Linked DNA regions of Homo sapiens: region 2 is linked to region 1. A link is a contact called in ENCODE Hi-C or POLR2A ChIA-PET data. All regions are on one chromosome and are shown on one strand. Each heading gives the region's core, a stretch centred on a gene start or an enhancer-like site at or near the end of the contact. The rest is flanking DNA. Distances are from core to core; before and after follow the strand shown.

What was found. Hi-C counts contacts between places; a loop is a spot of excess contacts on that map. ChIA-PET counts read pairs that join two places held with the same protein, here RNA polymerase II (POLR2A). Pooled maps may share reads with other maps.
Region 2: POLR2A ChIA-PET joins it to region 1 with 31 read pairs in activated naive CD4-positive, alpha-beta T cell. The contact joins two enhancer-like sites. A Hi-C loop is called at or near these places in 4 of 168 maps with a recorded cell type or tissue (HepG2, endothelial cell of hepatic sinusoid, gastrocnemius medialis and 1 more), 1 of 37 single-sample maps with no recorded cell type and 8 of 50 pooled maps. POLR2A ChIA-PET finds 5 or more read pairs at or near these places in 9 of 52 experiments (GM12878, HEK293, activated B cell and 5 more).

Annotation. Positions count from the first base shown.
Region 1 is chr17:17,702,749-17,709,330 of GRCh38, forward strand. All of the region lies in intron 1 of RAI1 (retinoic acid induced 1), which reads left to right. It overlaps LOC124903943 (a long non-coding RNA gene), which reads right to left. Exons shown (of 2, transcript XR_007065650.1): 2 at 1-6,582. Among named protein-coding and RNA genes, the nearest start is that of RAI1, 25 kb to the left of the region's middle. RefSeq lists a silencer at 3,427-3,721. Within about 2 kb of position 3,568, at least 2 of the 41 ENCODE cell types and tissues checked have a DNase peak (open chromatin) inside an H3K27ac peak, as active enhancers do.
Region 2 is chr17:17,851,367-17,857,948 of GRCh38, forward strand. All of the region lies in intron 12 of TOM1L2 (target of myb1 like 2 membrane trafficking protein), which reads right to left. Among named protein-coding and RNA genes, the nearest start is that of SREBF1, 18 kb to the left of the region's middle. Within about 2 kb of position 2,590, at least 2 of the 41 ENCODE cell types and tissues checked have a DNase peak (open chromatin) inside an H3K27ac peak, as active enhancers do.

The DNA of each region.
Region 1 (6,582 bases), core at 2,318-4,817:
AGTAGTTTATCACCAGCCATGAGGTGGCTTCTCTTAATATCTCATTTTGCAGATGCAGACACTGAGGCCAGTCGGGGTGAGGAGTGAGCTCAAAGTCACTCATCTCCGAGGTGGCAAAATTAAGCCTCAAACCCAGGGCTGTGTGACTTCAAAGCCTGTGTTTGTAACTGCGGAGCTGTGCGGCATCAGTAATGCATCTGCTGCTGCTGCCAGACGTGAGGAGGTGGGGCCCTGCCTTTCAACTTCATCTCTCTGACAGTGGTTAGCACTGTACTTTACGTGTAGTAAGTGCTCAATAAATGCTTGTGGACTGGATGATTGGGGCAGTAAGCAGTGAGCAGGGCTCAGAAGCAGTGGAGAGGCTCCATCACTCTTCCTCCCAACCTGCACCTCCACCCCCAGGAGTTGGACAGCGGCTGTAAGGGGACTTGGAGACTCAAGGCTTCCAGGCAGGGAGTGGGCTCACAGGAGGCTAGGGAGGATCCAACTTCCTGTCCAGGTCAGGGTCAGGAGGACAGCCGCGCCCCCTACTGCCCCGCTGGGAGGCCAGGCTGACGTAGGAAGGCTGCACTGCAAGTCAGAATCATCAGCAAAACCTGGGGAATAGAGCGTGTGAGGGTTTCCATGCAGGGTGGGGACTGCTTTCTGATCAAGCCCCTAGGCCAAAAACCTTTGGAAGGGACTCTCTGAGGGCAGTGCATTCTTGTAGCGTCGGGAGCAGGAGTTCTCCCATAACCTTTTTGGGGTGGGGACCCACCTGTGGCTCTGGAAAGGTGTTGGCTCCGGCTCTGGGGCTCAGGGGGAGGGGGCCATTGGTGGGCAAAACAAGCATAGTGAAAACTGAGGCTCATAGAGGTTAAGGTCACAGAGCAGAGCTGGGTCTGTTTTCTTTTTGTTTCTGTTTTAGTTGCAACAGGGGCTTGCTCTGTTTGCCGAGGCTGGAGTGCAGTGGTATGATCATAAATCACTGTAGCCTCGATCTCCTGAGCTCAAACGATCCTTCCGCCTTGGCCTCCCAAAGTGCTAAGATTACAGGCATGAGCCTTCATGCCTAGCTGGGACTGTTTTCAAACTCCACCAACCCCTTTTCTTTTGTTCCATTCCACTCTGCCCAGAACCTTCGTCTGGCTTCCCAGAGGGCCCAAGTCCTTGTCTTCAGAGGTCCTGGCTGGGGAGCCTTAGAGCATGGTCTTCCCTCACTCCAGGCTTCTCGGGTCTCCCTATTGGGGACTGACCGTGGGAGCAGTGAGCCACTGTGCACCAGGGCAGCCCGGCTCCTCGGGGGGTGGCCCAAGCAGTCAGGGCGGCAGGCTTGATGGGCCAGGGCCTGGGGACTCTGCCATGGTGGACCATTGTGCCCTTGCCTGGCTTGCCAGGAAAGTGGAGTGCGTGTGCTCACCCTTGCTTCTGAGGGGCCTTCCTGAGGCAGAGGCTGTCCCTGGACACCCAGTGCTGTTGAGGCAGCTGGGGACACTCAGACCATGGTGGACAAAGACTTGAAGTCTCGTTTCAGCCCTGCACAAGGTGTGACCTTGGCTCCAGCACTGCTCCCTCTGGGCCTGTCTCTTTCTCAGCAGAATCTGGGACTGGCCACATCATCTCCAGGGGTTCTAGCATTGGACGCCTGAAAGTGGACAACATGGCAGTGTGAGGGGGCTCTTTGTGGTGGGGTGGTCAGAATGGCCCTCCATGTGGGGGGCTCTTTGTCTCCCCAGGGCAGTCCTTAACCACCAGCCAGCCTCCCCAGGCACCCGTGCCGGGCAGTGGGGTGTGTAAAGGCCTGGCACACACAGACAGGAGTTCCGATCTCAACTCCATCCTCATGAGCTCTGTGACCTTGGTGAGTCCCTTTTCTGTGTAGCCTTTAACTCTCATCTGGAACGCAGGATATGCATAGTCCTGACATCAGGACGTTACCATGAGTAGTAAGTGAAACTCCCACTTCAGGTCCTTCGCCTGGTGTCCAGGGCATGGGAGGAGCTAATACGTGGCCTCTGCTGCTTGTGTTGTTATTGGTGGTGGTGTTTGAGATGTCCTTAGAGATGTTGGCCAAAGTTTCCAGTTCCCCACCCTCCCAAGCCCGTGGGGAAATTGTGCTTCCTGGTGGTTTTTGGGTGGGGGGGCCGGGGGAGGGTCATGTGACCAGTTATGGCCCGTGAGGTGTGAGCAGAAGTGACATGTCCCTTCTAGGCCAGAGCCTTTCATGGCCATGAGGATCCACAGAACTCACTTTCCTCTGGTAGACCAAAGTCAAGGTGGCAACTGCTCAGTGAGAGGGAGCCTCCCTGCTACCCCAGTGGATGGTAGTGTGAAGGATAAACCAACTTTTGTTGTTGTGAGCCCTTGAGATTTGAGAGTTTTGTTACAGCAACATGGCTAGCACATCCTGACTGATTCTTCATCATCATCATCATCATCACTCAAGCCTGTCCCCCGGCCAGGGGTCCATCCAGGAGAACAACAGCCATGGAGGAGACCCGTCAAAAAATAGAACTTTATTACCAATCTGTTTCTATAATTGTTTGACTCATTTTCTCACTCATTTGTTTGCTTTATCACCAATTTCTTTACATCATTTATTCCTTCAAAAACATTTCTTGGCTGGGTGCAGTGGGTCACGCCTGTAATCCGAGCACTCTGGGAGCCCAAGGCAGGCAGATCACCTGAGGTCAGGAGTTTGAGACCAGCCTGGCCATCATATAGTGAAACCCCATCTCTACTAAAAAATACAAAAATTCGGTGAGCTGAGATCGTGCCATTGCACTCCAGCCTGGGCAACAAGAACGAAACTCCGTCTCAAAAAACAAAAACAAAAACAAAAACAAAAACGAGCCAGGTGTGGTAGCACACACTTGCAGTCCCAGCTACTTGCAAGGCTGAGGCAGGAGAATCGCTTATACCCAGCGGGCAGAGGTTGCAGTGAGCTGAGATCGCACCACTCTACTCTGGCCTGGGCGACAGTGCAAGACTCCCTCTCTCAAAAAACAAACAAAAAGGCTGGGCACGGTGGCTCACGCCTGTAATCCCAGCACTTTGAGAGGCCGAGGTGGGCAGATCACGAGGTCAAGAGATGGAGACCATCCTGGCCAACATGGTGAAACCCCCTCTCTACTAAAAATACAAAAATTAGCTGGGCATGGTGGCGCGTGCCTGTAGTCCCAGCTACTCGGGAGGCTGAGGCAGGAGAATCTCCTGAATCCGGGAGGCAGAAGTTGCAGTGAGTTGAGATCGCACCACTGCACTCCAGCCTGGCAACAGAGCGAGACTCTGTCTCAAAAAAAAAAAAAAAAAAAAAAAAAGGCAACAAAAACCAAACGCCACTTGACCACCTGTTTCATAGGCCCTGAGGTAGCGCACAGGCCAGCAGGGAGCTATGGATCATTCTGCAGAGCCACGGTGCTTGCCCAGAGGTCAGCAGCCCTATGGGATGCTTGGGGTGGGGCGTCAGATTTGCAGAGCTGGGGCGAGGGAAGGAATGGCACTTGGGGGAGTGGGTCTGCTGGAGAAAGGCCTACAGGTAACAGGAAGCACTAGGCAGTTGGGTCCGGCCAGCAGGGATGGGACCGTGTAGTGGCCAAGCTGGAGGGGGACTTTGGTCCCTGGGTCATGGGGTGTGCAGTGCTCTGCACTGAATGATGAGAGGGCATGCATAGGTGAAACAAGAGGCCAGCTGCTGAAGGGAGGAAGACCAGGTAGGCAGCTGGGCCAAGGATCCAGGTGGACAAGGGCTGGCATGGGTCTGAAGAGGAAGAGCAGGGCCAGGGAAAGCCCAGGGCTGGATGGCCAGTGGTTGTGAGCTGCACCAGCAGCCAGAGGGAGCCGGGGACTGGATGGGGGTGGCCCTGTGCAGTGACGGGGAAAGTTTGAGGGATCAGAGTAGAGTTGGGGCACCCGAGCGGCATCCAGGGGAGATGTCCAGGATGTAGGGTGGTGAATGGACAGGACATTGAAGTGAGAATCACCCCTCCTGCCCATAGACAAACCATTGGTTTGAGGGTGGGGCCTGCCCTGGGAGCCGGGAAGCACACATTTCTTCTCTGTGTGGGCTCAGGGGAAAAAAAGAATTGAAACTCCCACAGGGGAAAAGTTTTTAAAGATTCCACCATTGGAATGCTGGTCTTGTGTAACAGGAATGTTTTAATCCATGCATTTGAAACACAGTTATTGAGATCCTACTGTGAGCTGGGCTCTGCCCTAGGTGCCCATGGGTGAGCAGACAGACAGCGATCTCTGCCCTGGTGAGCTCCTTCCTGTCTTAGTGGGAGACAGGCAGCTAATGACGAGCAATCTGGGGCATGCTCCTTAGTCCTAAGCTACTCAGGAGGCTGAGGCAGGCAGATCGCTTGAGTTCAGGAGTTCGAGGCCAGCCTGGGCTACATAGCAGAACCCCGCCTCTACAAAAAATACATAAATTAGCTGGGCATGGTGGTGTGTACCTGTATTCTCAGCTACTCAGGAGGCTGAGGTGGGAAGATCGCTTGAGCCCCGGAGTTTGAATCCAGCCTGGGTAACATAGCAAGACCTTGTCTCTGAAAATAACTAAATACTTTTAAAAAGAAGATAGATGTAGTGAGAAAAAAAAGTAGGTGGGGAAGGGGCTCAGGGATGGGGGAGATGCGTGCAGTTTTAAATTGGAGTGCCAGGAAAGGCCTCCCTGAGAAGGTGACAGGTGAGCAAAGACTCGAGGGAGGTCAGTGAACCTTGCAATGTCAAAGGGAAGGGCATTGCAGGCAGAGGGAATAGCAGTGCAAAGGTCCTGAGGCAGGAACGTGTTTCCATGTTGCAAGAACAGCAGGGGAGCCACTGTGGCTGGAGGGGACTGAGAGAGGGGAGAGGGTTCCTGGAAGACTGTTTGTTTATTTGAGACAGGGTCTCACTCTGTCACCCAGGTTGGAGTGCAGTGGCATGATCTCAGCTCACTGCAACCTCCACCTCCCAGGCTCTAGTGGTCCTCCCACCTCAGCCTCCTGAGTAGCTGGGACCACAGATGCGTGCCACCATGCCCTACTAATTTTTTGTATTTTTGGTAGAGACGGGTTTTTGCCATGTTGCCCAGGCTGGTCTCAAACTCCTAAGCTCAGGCAATCCACCTGCCTCAGCTTCCCAAAGTGCTGGGATCATAGGTGTGAGCCACCGTGCAGGCCAGACTCTAGCTTTCATTCTGAGTGAGCTGGAGACTGCAAGAGGCAGGCTCCAAGCTGACTTACTATCTCACAGGCTCCCTCAGGAGTTGAGGGGGCCAGACAGAGCTTGAAGGGGAGTAGAAGGCTCCTGGAGGCTCTGGCAGACCTCAGAAGCTGCAGCCACATCGACCAAGCTGACCCCACCCACCATCTCCAAGGAATGGGTTAATGGGCACCCCAGGCCTCTCAGGTCTCTGCCTCTGCCTTGCTCCTCCTCCTTCCTCCTGCTGCCACCCTCTGATGGTGCTTCAGCCTGTGCCATTTTTCTGGGTCCTCTCCAAGTGTATATTGACCCTGAGGTGGCAGCAGGAGGGGAGGCAGGCCCCCTCCCCAGGAGGAGACCCCCTTGATGAACTCTGAGAAGCTGGTTGCTTAGCAAGCCCTTTTTTCTCCAACAATACTTGTGCTAATCAGCCTAGATTGAATGAGCAAGGAATTGGCTTTTGCACCTTCCTGTCCTCTCTTCTCATATATATATATACACACACACACACACATATATATATATGTACATTTTTTTCCCTTAGAGACAGAGTCTCACTATGTTGCCCAATCTGGATTCAAAGTCCTAGGCTCAAGCAATCCTCCTACCTTAGCTTCCTGAGTAGCTGGAACTACAGGTGTGTGCTAGAGTGCCTGGCTAGGGACTCCATTCTAGAATCATGGAATCTTAGGGGTCCCCTGGGTTGCATCTTGACTCAGTGAGTGAGTGGGTTACTTTTTCACATCCCTCCTTGTACACCTCCTGTGACTCCTGGCAGCTCACTCTCTTTCTAGCGACTGAGGGCCTCTGGACAAGGTGAGGGGGACAGAGCAATGGTCCAGAAGTTAGAAGACTGTGGTCCCAGTCACAGGCTGGGCACCATAAGTGGACACCATAACTGACCCATCCTCCTTTTGTGCTCAAATGCTGCAGTTCATCCGGAAACAACCAAAACATTCCAGCTTCACAGCTGCCAGGGTTTGGAGTTGAACCCTGTGTCCCGTGCTCCTGCCACCCCTGCTCCAGGCACAAAGGGAACAGTTCGTCAGTCCACCACGGGCCTTTCCTATCCTCAGTTGCAGAGTGGGCCAGGACATGCCGCTTTACAGATGGGAAGACTGAGGCCCAGAGAGTGGAAGGGAAGGAGAGGAGCCCATTCCAGGCTCCCGGCCTGGGATTTTTCCCATATGCTCCAGCAGCCACCCGGGGACCATCATTATGACAATGATGACTGATGGAGGGCCTAGTGTGCCGGGCACTGTGCTGAGAGACCCCAAGGAGGGCGTAGCATCTGTGTCCACAGGAGGAGGCTGTGAGGCTGAGAGTACCTAGGGAGAGCAGAGCTGGAGCTGGCTGGGCTCTGGCCATGCGGCTTTGCTGTTTGCTGTCTGCTGTTTGCCGTATCAAGGGGCGATA
Region 2 (6,582 bases), core at 1,340-3,839, 150 kb after region 1:
CAACCCAGGGAAGGCCAAGTGACAGCCTGCCCAGAGCGGGGTACAGGTGCTCAGAGGGCAGGGCAGCACCAGCCCCGGGGGGATGCAGGGGGTCTGTTTGCTCCGCTGAAGAGATTTTGAAATGCGTCCTGGTGCATTTCTGAGTGGAGAGGGGAACTGGAGGAGGTGCGTGCTCCGCTGGGCTGGGTGTGGCCTGGTAGACAGAGGCAGGCACATTTTACCATCAACAGAAACACAGCAAAAACGAGGGCTCTGATGACAAAGGGGACTATGGGGCTTTAGTCTTCTTTGTGTCTCTTTAGGGGAAATTCATGAAGCAGCCCTGAAAGCAACAGCTCCCTTTAGTCTCGTCCTTTCTTCCCTGTGTTCAATGGCTGGCTGTGCTTCAGGAGTCAAAGAAACCAAGTTCAGCTGAGCACTGGGGCGCAGCAGCCAGAGCCAGGGAGGTGACAGCTTCCAGGCATACTAAGGTGTACCACGGGGTTGCCTGAGCAGTCACCTTGCTTGGGCCCCTGTGCCAAGCACCTCAGGGACAGAGACTCTGAAAAATGCACATGGCTAAAAAGGTTTAAGTTGCCATCAAATATGACATGATAAGAAGCTCCCTAGAAGCCATGTTAATGGAATGTTGGCTCCCAGCCTAGAGAAATGAGGTGATGACCCTTAATCACCTCCTCACCTACCCTGGCTCTGGGAGGTACCCTTCCGGGGCTCACTTGCAAGACCCCTATTTCTATTACAAAAATGCCAGCTCTGTCTATAGCTGGCTTCACCCAATGCCATGATCTAGGGTAAGACTAAAGTAAAAATAAGCAGTAAAAGGAATGCATACCCCAGTGTCTATCAAATGTAAAAAATAACACGACCTTCACAAAGAAAAAGAACAAAGAACACATATCACCAGCAGTGATGTGACAACTCCAGTCCTGGGGGTTGACACCTGCTGCTGATGGTGGGGGAGGGTGGTTTGGGGTCCCAGGTAGAGTCCAGCACTCTGAGCAGGTATCTACGATGCCACCAGAGCTCTTCACTCCCTCAGTGAGCTCAGCTGGCCCCTTGCTCTGAGGAATGTGCTCTGTGTCCTAACTTCGGACCCAATGTGGGAAGCCCACAAGAGCACTTTCAGAAAGGCCCAAGCCAGTCACTGATCAGATTAGGAAGAGTCTGTGTTGCTCATTATTTCTTTGACTTACTGGGGAGTTAAGAATGTTGAATTGAGCAGGGCACGGTGGCTCATGCCTGTAATCCCAGCACTTTGGGAGGCCGAGGCGGGCAGATCACCTGAGGTCAAGAGTTTGAGACCAGCCTGACCAACAGGGAGAAACCCAGTCTCTACTAAAAATACAAAATTAGTTGGGTGTGGTGGTATGCGCCTGTAGTCCCAGCTACTGGGGAGGCTGAGGCAGGAGAATCACTTGAACCTGGGAGGCAGAGGTTGCAGTGAGCCGAGATCACGCCATTGCACTCCACCCTGGGCAACAAGACTGAAACTCTGTCTAAAAAAAAAAAAAAAAAAAAAAAAAAGAACATTGAATTGAAAAGGTATCAGGGAGTCTTATCACCCAGACATGAAACCTAGGGACAGGAGGCATGTGGGTCCTCACTGGGGGGATGGACGCACAAATGACTGACAGATGTGTTAACAATGCCTAAGGCTGGCACTTCCTTGCCCTTGCCCATCAAAAGGCAGTAGGGTACACTGCTACTCTGTGCTTGCTGGCAGGCCTTCTGCCTTGAGACATTCCTGGAACAGGACACACCAGTTATCATGCTCTCAATGACTGTAAGTCAGAATGTGTGGCCTCTGGGAGGACGCATGCCATGCTGAGTCCCCAAAACTGAAGCTTAGAAAGTCAGCAGCATCTCCAGAGAGAAAATAGTCCCACACTAGCGGTTAGAGTGTGCACCAGCCCTTTCTTTACACCTGACCAGCTTTTGTCCACTTAGCAGAAACAGACTAGATGTCCTGAGCTTTCCAATGTGTTGCAAAAGCTACAACAAAGACATTAAGGGGTCAGGGGCCTTAAACCTTCAGATTTTTCTTGTAATTGTTTTGTTGCTGCTAAAGAACAAATCCCTTGAGGCCTGGGGTCATACTTTAATTTTCTTCTTTGGGGATAAATCTTGAGAGCCAACATGCTCAGAAAATAAACAATGACACTTAAGAAATTCCTCACCTCCTCAAAAATAACTTCCCAAAAGCTGGCTCATGGGAACCCTTTTCTTCCATGTCCTAGATTTTTCCAAATAAGTAGTATGTTTATGGAATGGCATCCTCCAGACCAAGCCCTAGAGGGCACGCTGAGGAGAGTGCACTGGGTGGGGTCCATCTGGGCCCTCACACTCACTGGTGGCAGGACCTGGGGTGAGTCGCTCCTCTCTGGACCCCACTTTCTTCACCGGAGAGCTCCTGAGTTTCTTCTATCCTAAGAAGCCTTAGAGATTTGGGTGGAGAGGCAGGAGCAGGGGACAGAGGCCTGAGCAATGCTTGGCCTCAATTTCCTCATCTGTGAAATAAGGCGATTGCTAGATTGTATTTGGCTTTCAATTCTTATGACTCAGAAACCTTAACTTTCAGGTTGGTGCTTCTGTTTTCTAATTCAGAAACCCAGGGATGTCAGAAATTATGGAAACTGACTCATTACAATATAGAAGCCACTTGGCCTCAGGGCGTGAACCATGGTGGAGCAGGGTGATGGTTAACAGTTAAGCTTATATAACGTAAGCTTAAATTGACTTTCTTGTGGCCAGACACAAAACCTTAGCTATCTAAACCTCTTGTCCTGGTAAATAAATGCCTTGAGTATTATAACAGGGCAAAGTTCCTTCTAATAATGTAGGTGCTATCAGACTCAGACTAAACATGTACACTGCTTGGAAAATATGAACCAAAGAAACTGTGGGAGGCCGAGGACGCGCTCCTTGTCAGGCTGATGGGAGGGAAGTGGGGCCCTGGTTGGAGCAGGGGGCACTGCGCTGAGTCTTAGGGGACTCTGTTTCTTCCCTGCAGCTTTGGGCAAGACACCAGGCCCTTAGGAGGCCTCGGTATCCTCATCTGTCAGACTAGGGGCTGGCCCAGCAGATTCCTAAGAAGGCTGTTGGCTCTGATGTGTCATAGTTTTATTTTTATTTTTATTTATTTATTTAGTTATTTATTTAATTAATTAATTTATTTAGAGACAGAGTCTTGCTCTGTTGCCCAGGCTGGTGTGCAGTGGTGCGATCTCAGCTCACTGCGACCTCTGCTTCCCAGGTTCAGATAATCCTTGTGCCTCAGCCTCCTGAGTAGCTGGGATTACAGGCGTGAGCCACCACACCTGCCTAATTTTTTTTTTTTTTGTATTTTTAGTAGAGACAGGGTTTTGCCATGTTGGCCAGGCTGATCTCAAACTCCTGGCCTCAAATGATCTGCCCAGCTTGGCCTCCCAAAGTGCTGGGATTACAGATGTGAGCCACTGCACCCAGCCTGACATGCCATAGTTTCAGCATTTTCTTGGGCAATGATCCAAGCTGAAGGCTGGTCTGAGGGATCTGAAGAAGCGTATGAGTTGGAAGAGAGGGACAGAAAGGAAGAAGACATGTGAAGAGAGAAAAGGAAGGAAGCTAGCAGAGGAATGCCCTCCAATAGAGACTGCTGCCTGAAGCTCAGCCCCTCTGAAGATAGGTAGGCCAGGCTGGCTTGGCTGAGGCAGTGGTTAGACCAGCCCTGCCCATTTTCAAAGTCCACAGACATCTTGGATGTCAGAAGCCACAGGTTTTGATCTGAGTGGCAGGTGAGCCATCCTGCTGTCAGCTGATTCTCACTTGGAACTGCAGGCAGGGGCAGCTCTGCCTCAGGGATCAGGAGGGAGGGTTGCCTGCCCAAGGGGGAGAGGCATGTCTGTCTGGTACTCCAGGGGTTAGGATTATCCTTCCAGAGTAAGAGCCTTGGGGGCCTCCAGGTCTGAGGAGGGAGTCCCGCCCTCCAAACCCAAGCCTGGGTTTTGGCAGCAGCATTCTTTACTAACCTACCTCTGTTCTTGTTTTGACTTAGATTCTCTCACATGAGGATATTTTCCTGGCTGCACCCTGCAAAAGGGAGACACCCCTAGCTGATCACCAGCCAAGAGAGGCAAAAAGACCTCACACTAGAGAGGCCAGGGAGGGAGAGCACAAGCCTAGCAGTCTCCCTGAGAGCCGCCCGGCCCTAGCCCATTGACAAGTCTCATTTCTCTTCAACCAGTAATAAGCCTGGTGGTGTCAGTTAACTTCTGTGTTGGCTATCCACACACCTGAGTCCCAGGAGCATAAGGGTTCCAACAGATGCTCCTCTGCAGCTTCCCACAGCCCCATGCCCACAAGGAAACCCACCTGTCCAGTTTTCAATGTAACAAGAACAATTTCTGTAGCTCAGGTGTACTATTTCCAGAGAAGCTGTGAATCCCTTCCTATGTCACTTCAAGCACCACCCCACTGGGACCAAGTCTAAAAGCCTTTGATCTCACTCAATAGTACAAAAAGTTTCCAAGTAAAGAATTTGTACTCAGGAGGCTTGAAAAGACTCAAGGTTTCTACACTATGGGAAATAAGGCAAAGCAATTAATATTTGTTGTAAAGAAAAAAAAAAAAACAAACTGCAGTCAGTCAGGCAAGACACCAGGTTAGCTGTTAGTTAGGTTTGTTTCTGGGAAGTTAGAGACTGGAGCTCTACGTGGGACCTGGCAGTGGCGAGGCAGTCTGTGTGGGCAGAGACAGGCACCACCACCAGCTGCCAAGGCCACCCTCAGGGGAGTTTGTGTGGGCAGTATCCTTTTTTGCAGGATTAATAGGCACAAGGGCATGTGGGCTGGATCTTCCCAATGAATGGACATGGTTTCCAGAAGCCCTGCTGCAAAGGCCCCTGACATGTGGGCCAGAGGCCAGCCTGTCCCTGAAGAAGCAAATGAGAGGCCTGGGCCAGCACATCTCTCTAAGAATGGGCTTGGGGTCTAGTGGAGGAACTGCCTTCTCACGCAGAGCAGCAGTATGCTGCTACTATGAGAGGTGGCAGGAGACCTGCCCAGGCTGACAGCAGAGCTGTGCAGAGGGCACCAGCCCAAGCTGGGTGGCAGGCAGATGCCCCTTGCTCCCACGGCTCTGGGTGATCCTGCATGGCCCAAGTTCCTACTCACTGGTCACGCTTTGCTCAAGCAGGTGGACCCTGTGCTGCTTGCAGTCTAGGACCTGCTGGCCTTTCCTCTGGCCACAGCCTAGCATAGCACACTATGGGCAGTTATGTATTCCTCTCACCCCACCCCACCTGGAGGGAGAGGCACATGTTTGCACTGCTTTCATCATCTTTCCTTCTCTGCATTCTCTCCAGCTCAGGCTCCATCACATGTACCACAGCTTTGGGCTCTGCTAGAGGTGAAATGGTCATCCCAAGACATACAGCCTGAGATGAGCTGACCCTCTCTCCATGCACCAGGCTCAGGCCACCTGAACAGACAAGGCAGGAGAGACCCTTGCAGGTCTGTGGGCCAGGAAAGCTCTGCTACATGAGAACCAACTGTGTTTACAACATTGAACTCCCCTGGGCTTTGTTTTCTTTTTACTCTGTTTCTACTGTGTTTATTTTTTTATTTTTTTGAGAGGGAGTCTCACTCTATCACCAGGCTGGAGTGCAGTGGTGCAATCTCAGCTCACTACAATCTCTGCCTCCCAGGTTCAAGCGATTCTCCTGCTTCAGCCTCCCAAGTAGTTGGGATTACAGGCACATGCCACCACACCCAGCTAATTTTTGTATTTTTAGTAGAGACAGGGTTTCACCATGTTGGCCAGAAGGGTCTCGATCTCCTGACCTCGTGATCTGCCTGCCTCAGCCTCCCAAAGTGCTGGGATTACAGGCGTGAGCCACTGCACCCGGCCTGTGTATTCTTCAAGAGGTTTCAAATCATTTTGACGGACTTAGTGGATATAAGCAACTATATTATAAAAATCTGTCAAGCCTAGGACTGCCAAATTCACAGGCACTGGGCTACAGAGGGCTTCCCTGACTGGTCAGATGCTTTGAGTCTGTTCCCTTAGAATTGTTCCCTCCCAAGCAAAAGCCACAGTAACTTGTGCTCATCCTGGAAAAGTGAATACTGCTCGGAGCTCCGGAGACAGTAAAAGGAAGGAAAGGACCCTCTCCTCATCCCTGCTAATGTCCCAGACTCTTAAGGCCTGGGGACAGGGAGGTATTTTTGGGACTGGGAATCTGTGGCTTACAGAGATTATGCAAAAATAGGAGGGGAAATTTGGCACCCCTGCCAGAAAGAAAGCGTGTGGCCTTGTACTGTCTGATTCACAAAGGCTCGGCAGGTCACAAGAGGAAGACATGAGCTGTTACACAGGTAGGGGCTGGGGTGGACAGCAGGCTTGGCTCGGCTGGTGACTCCTCACCATTCCTTGGGTTATAAGCCAGCTGTCTATGGGCTCCAGGTCAGACTCCCCACCTCTACCTCTCTTCTGGGCCGAGGACAGAAAAGTCTCAGAAAGAAAAGTCACAGCAAGACCCATGAGAAAGAAGTCAATAGCACATATTGTGGAAACAGAAAAGTCACTCTTCAGACGTGATCCTTT